Regions from separate parts of the Homo sapiens genome. Here region 2 is linked to region 1. Evidence: read pairs that join two places in POLR2A ChIA-PET (ENCODE). Cell type or tissue: HCT116. All regions are shown on one strand. Each heading gives the region's core, and the rest is flanking DNA. Links, peaks and the distances in the headings are about the cores only.

Region 1 (8,056 bases), core at 2,095-7,094:
GTAGAGATGGGCAGAGATGAACAGAGTGAAGGAAGCGACAAGCCAGAAGCCAGGGTCTCCCTGCATCCCCGAAGGCCTTAGTTTCCCAGTCCCCAAGGCAGCAAGGAAATAATCTGCCCTCCCTAGAGGTCATCACTATGAATGCCCATAAACCAAAGGCAGGCACACCTCATTTCATTGTGCCTTGCTTTATTGCACTGTGCTAATATTGTATTTTTTACTAATTGTAGAGCTGAGTAAGTCTATCAGCATCATTTTTCCAACCACGTGTGCTAACTTCATGTTTCTGTGTCACATTTCAAAATATTTCAAACTTTTTCATTATTATTATAATAATATTTGTAATGGTGATCTGTGATCTTTGATGTAACTGTTTTGGGGTGCCACAAACTGGCAAACTTAATAAATATTAAGATAAATATTGATTAAGATAAATAAATAAATAAGATGGCAAACTTAATCAATAAATATTGTGTGTGTTCTAACTGATCCACTGACCGGCCATTCCCCCACGTCCCTTCCCCTTCCCGCAGGCCTGTAGACACAATACTGAAATTAGCCCAATTAATAACCCTACAATGGCCTCTATGTGTTCACGTGAAAGGAGGAGTTACGTGTCTCTCACTTTAAATCAAAAGCTAGGAAGGCTTAAGCTTAGTGAGGAAGGCATTTCAAAAGCCCAGACAGGCTGAAAGCCAGGCCTCTTACACCATACAGCCAAGATGTTAATGCAAAGGAAAAGTTCTTGAAGGAAATTAAAAGTGCTACTCCAGTGAACACATGAACGATAAGAAAGCAAGACAGCCTTATTGCTGATACGGAGAAAGTTTTAATTATCTGGATAGAAGATCAAACCAGCCACAACATTCCCTTAAGCCAAAGCCTAACCCAAGGCAAGACCCTAGCTCTCTTCAATTCTATGAGGGCTGAGAAGTGCAGAAGAAAAACTGGAAGCAGCAAAGTTGGTTCATGAGATTTAAGGAAAGAAGCCATTTGTTTGACATAAAAGTGCAAAGTAATACAGCAAGTGCTGATGTAGAAGCTACACAGCAAGTTATCCAGAAGATCTAGCCGAGATCACTGATGAAGGTGGCTACATTCAACAACAGATATTCTCATGTATACAAAAGTCTTTTATTGGAAGAAAATGGCATCTAGGACTTTGATAGCTAGAGAGGAGAAGCCAATGGCTGGCTTCAAAGCTTTAAAGGACAGGCTGACTGTCTTGTTAGGGGCTAATACAACTGGTGACTTTAAGTTGAAGGCAATCCTCATTTACCGCTCTGAAATTCCTAGGGCCCTTAAGAATTATGCTAAATCTACTCTGCCTGTGCTCTATAAATTTGAACAACAAAGCCTGGATGATAGCACATCTCTTTTTTTTTGAGACAGAGTCTTGCTCTGTCACCCAGGCTAGAATGCAACGGTGCAATCTCGGCTCACTGCAGCCTCCAACTCCCAGGCTCAGGCAATTCTCCTGCCTCAGCCTCCCGAGTAGCTGGGATTACAAGCATGTGCCACCACACCAGTGGGGTTTCACCATGTTGGCCAGGCTGGTCTCAAACTCCCACCTTGGCCTCGCAAAGTGCTGGGATTACAGGTGCAAGCCACCACACCTGGCTGACAGCACATCTCTTTATAGCATGGTTTACTGAATATTTTAAGCCCACTGTTGAGACCTACTGCTGAGAAAAAAAGATTCCTTTCAAAACATTACAGCTCACTGACAACATACCTGGTCACCCAAGAGCTCTGATGGAGGTATACAAGAAGATTAATGTTGTCTTCATGCCTTCTAACCAACATCCATTCTGCAACCGTGGATCAGGGGTAATTTCAATTAATTTAAGAAACATATTTTGTAAGGCTATGCCTGTCATGGATAGTGAGTGATTCCTCTGATAAATCTGGACATAGTGAAAGGAAGCCCTTCTGGAAAGCATTCACCACTCTAGATGCCATTAAAAAATTTGTGACTTATGGAGAAAGTAAAAAAAAAAAAAAATCAGCATTAACAGAAGTTTAAAAGAAGTTTATTCCAACCCTCATGCATGATTTTGAGGGGTTCAAGATTTCAGTGCAGGAAATAACTGCAGATGTGGTGGAAAGAGCAAGGGAACTGTAAGCAGAGCCTAAGATGTGACTGAATTGCGGCAATCTCATGATAAAACTTGAATGATGAGGAGTTGCTTCTTATGGATGAGCAAAGAAAGTAATTTCTTCAGACGGAATCTACTCCTGGTGAAGATGTGCACGTTGTTGGGAAGGTAACAAAGGATTAATAATATTACCTAAAAGTAGGTGAAAAAGCAGCTGCAGGGTTTGAGAGGACTGACTGCAATCTTGAAAGAAGTTCTACTGTGGGTAAAATGCTATCAAACAGCATTGCATGCTACAGAGAAATATTTCGTGAAAGGAAGAGTCAATCAATGTAGCAAACTTCATCATTGTCTTATTTTAAAGAAATTGCCACAACCACCCCAACCTTCTGCAACCACCACCCTGATCAGTCAGCAGCCATCAACATTGAGGCAAGACCCTCCACCAGCAAAAAGACTATGACTTGCTAAAGGCTCAGATTTTTGTCAATTTTTTTTTATCAAATGTATTTTTTAATTGAGGCATGCACATTGTTTTTTAGGCATAATGTATTGCACACTTAATATTGACTACAGTATAGTGTAAACATAACATTTATATGCACTAAGACACACAAAAAATCATCTGACTAGCTTTACTGCAATATTCACTTTATTGCAATGGTCTGGAACTGAATCTGCAATATCTCCAAGGTGTGCCTGTATAATCTCAACCAAGCCAAAAGCAATATTACAAATATACTTAAAAAAAAAAAAAACAAAAAAAAACTGGGCCCAGCATGGTGGTGGCTCACACCTGTAATCCTAGCACTTTGGGAGGCCAAGGCGGGTGGATCACAAGGTCAGGAGTTCAAGACCAGCCTGGCCAAGATGGTGAAACCCCATCTCTACTAAAAATACAAAAATTAGCCAGGTGTGGTGGCGCGGGCCTGTAGTCCCAGCTACCCAGGAGGCTGAGGCAGGAGAATGGCGTAAACCCAGGAGGCAGAGCTTGCAGTGAGCAGAGATCGCGCCACTGCACTCCAGCCTGGGCGACAGAGTGAGACTCCATCTCAAAAAACAAAAAAGCCTTAATATTTCAAAATAATTTTTGAATGACAGAAGAAATGCAAAAATAGCTTAGAGTTCCCCATACCCCTCATTCAGCTTTTCCTAATGTTCATCTCTTACATAACCACGATGCATTGATCAAACTAAGAAATTAACACTGATTCAATATTCAATACTATTAACTAAACTACATGTTTTATTTGGATTTCATCAATTTTTTTACTGATGTCTTTTTTCTGTTCAAGGATCCAATCCAGGATACATGTTGCATTTTAATATTATTTGTTTTTAAATATGTAAACATTTTATGATTATTTATTCTTCCTTGGTAAGTACTGGTACTCTGGGCAAAGACTTAATCCTTCTCCCTATCGTCAAAGAAAGCAATCTTTGACACGATCTTCTGGCCTCCAAAGGGAACAGAATTTGATCCACAGTGAGATAAAAACCCAGACAATGACCAAGCCTCTTAACCTTCCATAAGCAGCCACCACCCTGGCCTCTCTCCACAGCAACTAACTGGTATTTAAAAGTAATTTATGTTAATTGCAGTCGGCCATATATGAACACTACAAAGCCAGCCGGCTTCAAACAAAAAGGCTCAAGAGAGGAGCCTAACAAAAAATTAATTTTGTAAAAGACCTATTTCTATTCCAACTTGTTTTTAAATGTATGTTCTGAGTCACACACCATTAACTGTCTCAATTTATTAATAATCTCAGGGCAACCAACTATCTCAGATAATGCAACGATGAAATCTTGCATAAAAAAAGAAAATGAAATATCTATATGCAAACATTAAGCAGGTAGTCAGCTGTGATGACCAGAGAGGATTATTATTGTTTTTTAAACCAGAACATGTAGTAAGGCAAAAAAAAAAAAAAAAAAAAAAAAAAAAAAAAAAGGAAGGCTGCGTGAACTGGTAACTCAAACTTTGTAAAGAAAATTCTTCTCCTCTGAGCATGAGATTCTTTTAGAAAGACCAGTTCAAAGAAAAGTTCTATGGAATTCCTTCCTCCTCTCCCCCAAGCAAAGATTTGTGACGGGAGCAGAAAGCCCCATATTCTCAAAGACCCTTCTTTTCGCTGAGGAAATGACGGTGCTGTTTTGGCATTTTAAAGCAAGAACAAATACTTTAGCTATAAAATCCACTTTGTAGATTGAATCAGCAAGACAGCTGTTTATACAGAAACCCTTTCCTTTCTCCCTCCAAGCCCCTCAGTGATTCATATCAGCAATAAAACATTGGCTAGAACAAAGAAAAACGGAGTTTAAAGAAGAGAGACACAGGGCACACCCACCACCTTAATAAGTCTATTCCTTAACAGATAGAGCCTATTTCAACTTAGCCTATTTCCATGAATAATATTTCTCAACCTACCGCACCTGTATAAAAAATAATAATAATAATAATCCCCCAAAAACTGACCAACTTTTTGCTGCAGAGTCAGAAACTGAGTTCTTATTTGTGTAAAATGCTCAGTGGGTGTGACACAACCCATCTTTGATATGCTCTGGGCTTTGAAGTATGCTCTCTTTTTAGCCATGGGGAGCCTGATGACTCACCAGCACCCTTCTAGCTCCCCTCCTTGCCAACTGTCAGCCATCTCCCTAAGCAAGCAGGGCGGCAGGGCCACCAGATGCTGGGCAGGAGGCGTATTAATTCTCCTGAGTGACAGAGGCTTGGGGAAAGAAGTGGGCAGCGCTGCACAGAAAGACACATGACCATGACCATCCATCATCAGAAGCTAAACCCCAGGACCCAGTTTGCACTGGAGGGTGGGCACATTCCCCCCATCCCAATTCTTTCCTGTTCACTCTTCAAGGCCCAAGCCAAATGCCACTTCCTCTATGAAGCCTTCCCTGGCTCTCCCCAGAAACGACTCTCTGCTCGGTGGTCCTGAAACACCTTTAGCATCCTTCGCCCGCTGATCACCTGCCTCCCCAAACAGACACACACTCAAAGGCAAACTAGGCCCTTCCCTCATCTCTGTAACCCTAGCCCCCTGGCCTGCACCCAACCCAGAGCAGGGGATCAAGAAATGTTTGCTCAATGAATGAACCCAACTCACCTACCCCAGAAACCACATTACTAAATGCTAATTACCTCTCACTGCATGAATAATGGATGAGGAAATGAAATAACAAATGTCTCCTTGTTAGCCAAGTCGCCAAGTCCTTCGGGAGCACAAACACAGGATCGACTGACTTGTGGCTGTTGTAGGATGGGTCAGAGACAAGACAACTCATCTTGAAGGGGTGAGAGGCAGGGAAGGAGGAGAACCACATTGGTCCAGCAGCTGGCAGTACCCTGAGATGTTACCAATCAAGTTCTAGACAACTCAGACTCACTTCTTCACCTTCCCCAGCTTCAGCTAGCCCCTTGGAGTTGATTCTTGCATGGTATACTTGGAAACATTAGCAGGAAGGCAAAGAGTTGCCCAAGAATAAGCTCAACTCCTTTTTCTCCCGTGAAACTCACCCCCAACAGTGCCACGCCAGCTTTTGCCACATCTCGTTCATCTGCCACGGCCCCCTGAGATATGCCTGCCCCTGCACCTGCCGGCACTTAAAAATGAAAGCCAGATGCTCAAACAGCACCCAGATGAAGTGCTATACTGGAGCAAACAACAAGGCAAGATTTATGATAAAGGAGGTACCGGATCTCTTCCCACTCACTGGAATAAAAAGGTCAAACAAATATCCAATTTGTGGCTGGTCAGAGCCAGATCCTCCCATGTCCAAGATTCATTCTGTCAAAAATAAACAAGTCCGCCTCCAGAACATAGGGACATCTGCAGGGTCCCCTCCAGCCCCTCTCCTCTAAATCCCACACTACCCTGGAGAGACAGTACCACAGAGATGCACACAAGGTGACAGAGGAACTTTTTTCAGTTTCCCTGAACAAGCCTCAGAAAAAGTGAACATGCATTGCCTATCCATTTACAACATCTAACAGCCCATATTCCTTTAAAAAAAAAAAAAAACAGGCTGGGCACAGTGGCTCATGCCTGTAATTCCAGCATTTTGGGAGGCTGAGGCGGGCAGATCACCTGAGGTCAGGAGTTCGAGACCAGCCTGACCAACATGGAGAAACCCCATCTCTACTAAAAATACAAAATTAGCCGGGTGTGGTGGCGCATGCCTGTAACCCCAGCTACTCGGGAAGCTGAGGCAGGAGAATCGCTTGAACCCAGGAGGCGGAGGTTGCAGTGAGCCGAGATTGCGCCATTGCACTCCAGCCTGGGCAACAAGAGCAAAACTCCATCTCAAAAAAAACAAAAAAAAACAAAAAAAAAAACAAAAAAACAATAAAGCACTGATTACATATTCAGAGGATGTGCTATATATCCAGGAAAAAATTATGATCAGATACTTGAGCCTTTTCTAATTCTGCAAATAATCAAGTAATGGCAAGGTACAGCCAAGCGCTGTTGCAGCGTGAGGAGGAGGCGGAGGTGGAAGGAAGCTCTCCACATCAGGATCGCAGTGCTCAGGCGTTCAGAGCAGGCCTCAACCTGACAGCCCCGTGGGTCCAGGAGCCTCCCCGCCTCCCATGCTGGAATGCGAGCTGTACATACCTCTTGGTGGTTTCATACTCCAAGCCGGAAGCAGGACAAGTCATGTGAAGGCCATTCCAACAGTAGGGCCCTGAGTCTCTCCCCAGCCTCCCCTGTGGCCCCAGGCTCTGGAGCAAACACCATTCTCAGTTCACCCAGGGGTGGCTCTGAAAACCATGGGCACTGGGTAATGCTGACCAAGTCGACTGACTTTTTTTTTTTTTAACCTTAATGAGCCAATGCAGTAAATTCTTCAAATGTTCTCAGATTTACAACAGGTGACCTCTACAAAAGAAAGAAACCACTGTCTTATTTATTGGTTCAGAAGGTCAGCTTACTACTTAAACGGGTCTTTTTCTGAAACCTTTGGTACTGGGAAGAACTCTCTCTCCTTGACAAATCTTACTCCAAAAGTCAGGGTTTTCGTCTAGCGGGTTTTCTTAAAGTGGGGCATACCTGTGAGAGGGAGGCTCTTGGAGGGTCACTGTACATTTATACTTCCTTCAGCAACCAAAGTCTTAGGCCCCTAAAGCAACTCACAGAAAGGCTGTGAACTCTTCCAACCGTGCTGGCCCCAGAAAGGCTCCTTTCCCTCCTAACACTTTGTGAAATGACTCGCTCGCTCCCAAGGGCATCGTGGAGCCACATCTCCAGGTGAGACCAAGGTTTCCAGGCCTCAGCATCCTTTGGGGACCTGGTTTCAGTCACAGATGTCCAGGCACCTTAGCAACTGGAGATCCACAGGTGAGGGACCCCCCACCAACCTCCATTTCTAACAAGCACCCCCGAGGGGTTCTGATGGAAGTACTGGCTGCTCACAAATCCACCCTTCCTCCAGGTACCCTGCCACCCCAACCCCACTGGAGTCACCAGGTCTAAGGCACATGGGAGAGTTTGCCTCTCACCCCTCCTCCTTTCATACTCACTCTGCCCCCTGCTCTGGTCCAGGCCCTGTTCTCTTAGCTCCCTGGTCTCCCCCAGTCCATGACTTATAACACTGCCAAGAATTTTCTCTCTAAAATATCAATGTGATGATGCCCTGGCTCCTAAGCCGCCAGGATTCCAGACTGCCTTCAGGCAAAGTCTCTATCTCTTGAGCGGAATGCAGAACTTTTCCTGCTCTTGCCCCTAAATCACCAGTCCAGCCTCCCCTCCCATTCTCTAGCCCCTTCCCCCAGGCAGCTGTCCGAGGGTCTCCCTAGCCCCCAATCCACTGGACCTTCTCGGTGAATGCGTCCCCTCCTCTACGATCCTGCATTTTCACGCAGGTCTCGCCCACTAGCCCTCCTGAGGAGGGGGACTGTCTAGCTTTTGTTTCCATCCCTGACTCCCAATCTCCAGCACAGC
Region 2 (8,056 bases), core at 1,616-6,615, 430 kb before region 1:
GATAGAGACAGTGAAGAGATTGGTGGTTGTCAGGTGCTGGAGAGGACAGAGGGGGAGATGAGGAGTACCTGCTTAATACTGTGAGGTTTTGTTTTGTGGTAACTAAAATGTTGGTAACTTGGATAAAGGTGGTATTGCCTAACATTGTGAATGTACCAAATATCACTGAATTGTGCACTTTAAACTGGTTAATTTGGTCAGGAACGGTGGTTCATGCCTATAATCCCAGCACTTTGGGAGGCTGAGGTGGTGGATCACCTGAGGTCAGGAGTTCGAGACCAGCCTGGCCAACATGGTGAAACCCTGTCTCTATTAAAAATACAAAAATTAGCCGGGTGTGGTGGTGGGCGCCTGTAATCCCAGCTACTTGGTAGGTGAGGCACGAGAATTGCTTGAACCCAGGAGGTGGAGGTTGCAGTAAGCCGAGATGGCACCACTACATTCCAGCCTGGGTGACAGACTGAGACTCTGTGTCAAAAAAAAAAAAAAAAAAAAAAAAAAAGAAAAGTTAATTTTAAGTTATGTGAATTTCGCCTCAATTAAAAGAAAATAAGGAAACTGAGCTTAAAGGTAGTGGTAGATTGATTACACTGACAACACTTATTACTTGCCTCCCTGTGATCCAGCCATTTGCCCTGTAACTTTATAGGCCTCTTCCATTCTGACTCCAGGTTCAGTCGAATGACTCTTTGGCCAATTGGATGGCAGAAAACTTAATGCAGGCACAGGCTTGAAAAAGCCCAGGTGTGTTTCCACTCACTCTCTTGGAAATAAACACCATTATGAGAACAAGCCCAGGCTATCCTGGGGATGAGAGTCCATGTGGAACAGACCCAAGTTATCCCAGCCAAGGCCATCCTAGACCAGCCAGCCCCCAGCTGATCTGCCAGCTGACTGTAGATGCATGAGTGACCTCAGCAAAGATCAGCCAAGTCTGGCTCACATCAGCAGAACCACCCAGGCTACTCATACACTCATGAGAAATAATAACCGATTATTGTTTTAAGCCATTAAGTTTTGAAGTAGCTTGTTTCGCAGTAATCACTAACTGACCTAGAGTGGTTGAATTACTTGTCTGAGGTCTCACATCTAGTAAGAAAAGGTAGAACAGGTTCCAAAGTCTGGTTCTAAAGGATTGTTCTATGCAGTTGTCACCTTCATTTTACAAGTGAGGAAAATGAGATTCAGAAAAATTGAGGGTGGGTGTAGAAAGATGAAACAAGAACATCGTGTGTGTGTGTGTGTGTGTGTGTGTCCTCCTTCTCTGTCCTAGGTAATGAAGGAATGTCACCTGTAAACCCTCCCAGCCTTCCCCAAACCCCAACTCAATACTATAGAAAGGTATTAAAATGCTGGCACTGACTTCCAATTTGAGTTTCCGGTGGCATCTCTGCAGCTTTCCATCAGTTCTGGTCAAGGCTGCTGTCCTGCACTGCACTGCCATGGGTACTGCCTTGCTAATGGACAGGTAAGAAAGATAACTCATCAATGTACTATTCTTTTCTCCTAAAGCTTTGTCTGGGTATTAGCATGGCTCTTTAGCAGATTTTAATTCTGTGAAGCAGTGAGTTGCTAGGATAATGGTTGCCTTAAACAGCTGTGGAAAGAGTCCCAGGGAGAACATGCAACTCATATAGGCCACATGGTTTAGTGCACCAGGATCCAAGATTCTCAAATGTGGTGCTATTCCCTGACATTCCTCTCCTACAAAGAGGATCCTGAAATCACCAGCCTACCCCCAGCCCCTATAAAAAAATGGTTCCTTCTTGTTGGCAGAAAGGCCAAGTTATTCTACATCTTAAAGTGCTGGAGGAGGTAGGAAGAGCAGAGGAGAATTTCACAAACTGGGAGCCAAGGAGGAGCTTTTTCAGGGGGTTGAGGAGAGTTACACCCAAGCAGCTGCAGGGAAAGAAGGAAGTAGAATGAATGGGATTTTAGTAAGTGCTGTTGGAGTCCATTGGATCTGAGTCTCCTTTAGTAGTGCTAAGATAGAGAGTAAGGAATGGCATTGCATTGTGCTTCTAGGTCATAATAACTCTCGATGAGCCACATGAGTCCAGATTTTATCAGGGTTACATCAGGCATGGGGCTGAGCCCATTGTGAACTGGAGAAGATAAATAGGAATTCTATTTTCAATCCAACGTTTTGTCTTCAATGTTCTGCCTATCAACTGACCATCTGGGTTTGGGAAGAGACTTAAGGATATGGGCTTTCCCCATTCACTGCCTGCTTATAGGCAGTGGGGTCTTGACCATTTATAGGACTCTGTCCTCTCCTTGTTGGCATTCCTGAAGCTGAGCTCCCAGGTTACAGGGCTCTCAGCAGCTGAGAAAATGAAGAAAGTCTGGTTTTACCTTGATGGGGAGTGCTGAGCCCAAGCTCTCCCTTCCTGGGATGGCTGCTGTGTCACTTTCAGGATGGGACACCTTGGGTCTTAGTCTGTGAGTCTTACTGCATGAGTGAAGGTGCATACAGGACCCAGGCTGAGCAGAGAAGCCAGAAGTGAGATGAGAGGGGCTAAATCTCTTTCCTTCCTCATGTCACAGATCACTCACCTCATACCCAACACCACACACAAATGACCCCATACCTCACACCCTTTCACACACTGTGATCACACACATCATATCCCAGGCCACATTCATACCACGTATCACATATATGCCACACATGCTATAGAAACATACCACACACCACATAACAAATATACATCACATCATCTGCAAATCATACATACAGCAAACCACACTCAATGCACTGCACAAAAATTACCCCCAGACATGTGCCACCCATGAGACACACCCATCACACCATTCACACATACATCACACCCATGCACACACTTTGTATGCCTGCCACCCCATGTCCCATACCCATACCCACACCCACACATCTCTCCTCTGCATGCCTCATAGCACACACGTCTGCTGTGCCCCATGTCACACCCCCCCCCCCGCCAGGTTCCTTCTCACTCTAACCAGGGCAGAAACCTAAAAATGTCTTACTGATCATCCTCATGGCACAAAGCCCCATAGGCAAGGGGGAAACAGTGTGGATGGAGTGGCTACATGCAAGCAGTTGCATTCTTTAGGCATCAAATAGACATCTGGGTACAATGGAGCATTTTTCAAGCCGGTGGAATTTTTTGGAAATTTTAGTTTATTTAAGTCAGATGATCCTTTTCTCCTCCCTAAAAAGTAAGACCATAGGTGTTACCTTGAAGGGCTCACCATATGGTTGGCATGACTGACAAGTAAGCAGGTTATAACAAAGCCCTTCCAGAGCCCTGGGGGCCCAGGGCTCACCTGCCCTGAGCATGTACCTGGGGATACCTTGTGGAGACACAAGGGACACAGAGCGCCCAGTGTCTGCTCTGGAACTTGCAGGCTAACTCAGTGGCTGGCATGGAAAGAATGAGAATGAAGGCAGATCAACCTGCCAAGGAAGTGCAAGTCATGGAGGTTGCAGACAAGGGAGGCCCAAGATAGCAATGGAGAGGTGGTCTCCACGACAGCTAAGGACTAGGCGTCAGTGCCACAGGCACCTGGGTGTGAGTCCTGCTCCTGCTGCTCAGTAGTGCCAGGGCCTTGGGCTTATATGATTTAATACTTAACCTCCCTGGAACTCAGTTTCTTTTTCTGAAATGAGGGACAATGATAGTACCTATAGTAAAGGGTTGTTCTGAGGACAAAATCCAAATGAGAACATTCATATGCCTGGTACATATTAAGCACTCCATGAATACTGCTGCTCTTATTATTATGACTATTAGTATCATTGTTTTCTTTGGAGTCTGGTTCCCCAGATGATGGGAGGAGATGAGATCCAGAGCTTAGCAGAGGGGTCAGCCTTGGAGAAGAAGAGAAGGAACAGGTGGAAGGAGAGAGCCAGTGGGAGAGATAGAAGTTGTGAGATTAGAGGAAGAAGGCATAACAAGAAAGATGGGATCTGAGTTGGTTGGTATGGACTGGTGGTTATTAGCTTGAGTTGCCTGCTGGAATCACCTAGGGAGCTTTTAAAAATGCCCATGCTTGGGACTCACCCTGAGAATCCATTTAACTGGTTTGGGGAGAGCCCAGGGGTTGCTACTCAGGAGAGCAACCCTCATGATCGCAATGTGCAGCCAGGGTGGGAAGCCCCAGGAACAGACAAATGCCGGCTCTCAGGTTGTCATCTCCATCAAACCCCTGGTGGGCCTTCTCCATGCTTTTGGGGGGTCTAACTTTTGGCAGTGCCCTGTCCACATATCTCTCCCCTGGATCTAAAGGGCCCCATGGAGCAGATGCCAGCTACAGGCTCTTCCCTTCCTTGGGAGTTCTGTGTCCTTAAGTGAAGAGGAGACTTTGTGGATGGACTGACTGAGGGGCCGTGGGTGGGAGACAGATGAGCTGCATAGACTCGGCCTACAGGGCCTAGGGGTGACATTGGATGGGGCCACATGACAGGTGGAGCCTTGGGGTCCCTCTGGCAGCACATGGCCAGGAAAGGAACAGCACCCATGGAAGGGGAAAGGATCACAGAAGATGGGCCCCATAGGGACCAGACTCTGATCATCATGCTGCCCTTTGCCCTGGAAGCTCATCTGAGCTCTGCAGCCCTGGCCCCAGCTGCCTCCCTAGCCTCCCCTTCTGAGCTTGACAACACCACCATCCTCTAATCCTCCAAGCACAACATGCTGTTTCCCAGCTCTGTGTCTAGGCCCAGTGCTGCTTTTGCCCTCTGCCTTAGGTCACACCACTCAGACCAGCTAACTCCTCCCTGTCCTCTCAGACTCAGCTCTTGCAGGAAGCCTCCTGCCCTGACCCTCCTTTCTGGCTAAAAGCCCTGTATTTCCATAACACCTTTGCTTACCAGCATCTCGGCCTTTTAAACACCATGTTGCAGTCACCTGTTTGCAGTCACCTGCATCATCAGACTATAAGCCCTTTGGAAGAAGTTTCTGAATTATAGTCACATCCAACTATCCCCAGACCTGGCGCATGGGAGATATTCAGCAGTCTCTAGGAAGAGGTGTGTAAGAGCTGGAAGATGGGTTCCTGTTTCCCCAGAGTGCGTTCCCTCTATCCACCTTATGTGTGCACAATCTCCTGGAGTTAGAGCTCCACGGGCGGCTCTGCTGGACCTCAGGGACAGCTGAGGGCACCACGTGTCCGAGGCTGCAGGGAGCTGTGAGGCCTCTGCTGGCCAGTCCCAGAGGAGGTGTCTTCCTGCCTTCTGCTCACAGTGGAGGAACACTCCCAGCTCTGTTTAGGCCTTTCCAACCCTGTGCCTCTTGGGATGTCTTGGAAAGCAATGTGGCATCTCAATGAGTTTATTCTTCCAGTATGTGCTGAATATGGAAATCCGAGCCAGTATGTGGTGGGTCAATAAGCCTGCTCTTCCATCTCAGTGTCCCCTGAGTCTCCTGGCACGGACTGCCCTCCTCCTGCCCTTCCCTCCTCCCTCCTTCCTTCCCTGCAGCACCTCTCAGCCCTGGAGCAGCAATGGCCAGGGTGTAGACGTGTGAGAACCTGAAACAGGGGCTTGCTGGAAGGAGGCCAAGAGGACGGACTGTCAGAGGCCTGGGTCTCCCTGCTGAAGGCCAAGGTGAATTCAGCTGCTTACCCTGGCAAGGGGTGCTATTCTTTTCCTCACAGTCCTGATGGCCAAGGACAGTGGTTGATCCCATTCTCTCTTGCCACCTCATCTGGGAGTCAAGAGGTGGGTCAGGTCTTGGCTCTGCCAAGTGTCATTGTGTGCCCTTGGGCAAGTCCCTCCTCTGTTGAACGACGAGGTGGGTCCAATGGTCTGAGATATTGTGACTTTCCCAGGACCTGCGGATAAATGTAGCCCTGCTGCCTGCAGGTGGCTCAAGCATCGTGGCTGCCTTGCTCAGGGTCTGAGCTTTACCTCACAGTGAATCACACAGAAGTGGGGGGAGCTGAGTGGCACACTCCGTTGCCACATTGGGACAGTCTGGATGTGGGGACAGTGAACCCCTAAGGCTACCCTCCCTCATCCTACCCTCCATTTCCTGGGGCTTGCCCCCTTGCCACTTGGTGTGGGAGGTTCTGCTTAGTAACAGACTAAGCTGCCCCCTTTCTTTGCCTCTGACCCTGAAGGCAGAGCAGCCCCCTTCTGAAGCCTCTGGCGAGTGGCCTCAGAGCAGATGCTCCTCTGTGTCCCCGCCTCCTCCAAGGCCAAGAGGGCACATCGCTGCCCCAAACCCCAGGCTCAGGAGACCCTGCTTCCCTACCATGTTGACCCCGCCAGCTCCCCCCAGCATCTGTGGCACTCCTCAGGGCACTCTTGCTTTGGGACAAAGAGCTGGCACTTCCTTTGGTCCGGCCAAGCCGAAGGTGGCAGAGACAGGTGGCAGTCCTCCTCCTGCCTCAAACAAATGCAATCAAGCCATCAAGCTGCCTTTTTCTTTTCTAATCAATTCCCATGACAAATGGGTCTGTGAAGGAGGGCAGCCTGCCCCAGGCATTCTGTACTTCAATCAGGACAACAGAAGGAGCTGGATTCATAAAACTATAATGCACCACTTGAGCATATTTCCCAGGAACCGGACCTTGCCATAAGGGGGCTGCCAGCACCCTCCCTCCCATGAGGGGAGGCAGCTTAACCCTTCACCCGAGCACAGATGGAGTGCTCCACAGCCTCCTCATGGGACCAGGGGTGGGTCTGTGTGCTTGGCTGATCAGAGGGCATTTGCAGGGAGAGGGACAAAACCGTTAAGAGTGAGCGGCAGCACGTGATCAGCATAGGGACATGTGGGCTTTGGAGTCGTGCAAACCTTCACCCTCACAGCTGCATGGCCTAACTTCTCTGGTCCCCAGTTTTTCTTGTCTGTAAAGTGACGTCTGTAACACCTTTCCTTCTGGGAGGTGAGGAATAGCAAGACGAAGAACGCAGACCTTGAGTCAATGCCAGCACAAAGAGGGCACTGAATGAATGAACCGAGTCCACTGGACTCAATACATCACACAAGGCCTTTCCACAGACACATGCCACGAAGGCGCTCAGAAGCCGCCACTCCATCCTAACCACAAGTACAAAACTGGACAAACTGAAAAGCAAGTCTTCTTAGATCCACCACAGAATTGAGGTCACCGGGCAAACCACTGCACCCCAAATTGTAAAGACAGGTGGATACAGAGAATCACAACTTACTGGAGCAGAAACTTCTGTGGCAACCAGTTCTGGGGTAAAAACATGCCCTGTAATTGACAAATTCCTGGAGGCTCTGCATGGGCAAACCTGAGAGAGAAGAGCCTCAGGGGGGACCCAGTCACCAGGTCCCCATGGCCCACCTGGTCATCACAGTGAATCGCACAGAAAAATCTAGTGGTGGGGAGGGGAAAATAAAACATTTTGAAATACTCAGAGCATTCTATTCTTACCAAGTCCTGCCCTCAGGAGCCTAACTTGCTGGAGGTTTTTTGTTCTTGTTGTTGTCGCTGAGATGGAGTTTCGCTCTTGTTTCCCAGGCTGGAGTGCAATGGCGTGATCTCAGCTCACTGCAACCTCTGCCTCCTCGGTTCAAGCGATTCTTCTGCCTCAGCCTCCCAAGTAGCTGGGATTACAGGCATGCACCACCACGCATGGCTAATTTTGTATTTTTAGTAGAGATGGGGTTTCTCCATGTTGGTCAGGCTGGTCTTGAACTCCCAACTTCTGGTGATCTGCCCGCCTTGGCCTCCCAAAGTGCTGGGATTACAGGCGTGAGCCACTGTGCCTGGCGTTTTTTTTTTGTTTTGTTTTTTTGACGGTCTCACTCTGTTGCCCATGCTGGAGTGCAGTGGTGTGATCGCAGCTTGCCCTTCCCCATTGGCACTGTACTTGATTTTTCTTGCCCTGGAGTGTCTTAAGGCTGAAATTCCTCTCTTTTCCCAAACCAGGTGGAAACCTTGGCGACTTAGGTAATCCAAAGCAGCTTATTCCTAGGTGGCCCAGGGAGACTGCCAGCAGAGAGGCTAGTGGTCTCTGGGCCCTGCTGCTGGGAAGGGGTCTGTGTGGCATGCCTCGTGCTCCTCTGGGTCACACTGGCCCCAAGTTTCTGATGTCCTGTTT

Evidence for each region. Peaks named below come from ENCODE experiments on the same cell type or tissue, not always from the same donor. Only the 100,000 strongest peaks of a DNase experiment are listed, where the experiment ranks them.
Region 2: POLR2A ChIA-PET joins it to region 1 with 5 read pairs; 3 of 35 experiments call an interaction of 5 or more read pairs at or near these places.

The regions. Positions count from the first base shown.
Region 1 is chr17:57,291,990-57,300,045 of GRCh38, reverse strand. The region is part of intron 5 of MSI2 (musashi RNA binding protein 2); the gene reads right to left. Among named protein-coding and RNA genes, the nearest start is that of MSI2, 39 kb to the right of the region's middle. In HCT116, for the core only: no CTCF peak of the experiment used is centred there; DNase peaks (open chromatin) are centred at 4,315, 4,715 and 6,735; H3K4me3 peaks cover 2,388 bases; H3K27ac peaks cover 4,115 bases.
Region 2 is chr17:57,725,073-57,733,128 of GRCh38, reverse strand. No RefSeq gene overlaps it. Among named protein-coding and RNA genes, the nearest start is that of CCDC182, 16 kb to the left of the region's middle. RefSeq lists a silencer at 4,314-4,569 and an enhancer at 5,716-6,215. In HCT116, for the core only: no CTCF peak of the experiment used is centred there; no DNase peak of the experiment used is centred there; H3K27me3 peaks cover 417 bases.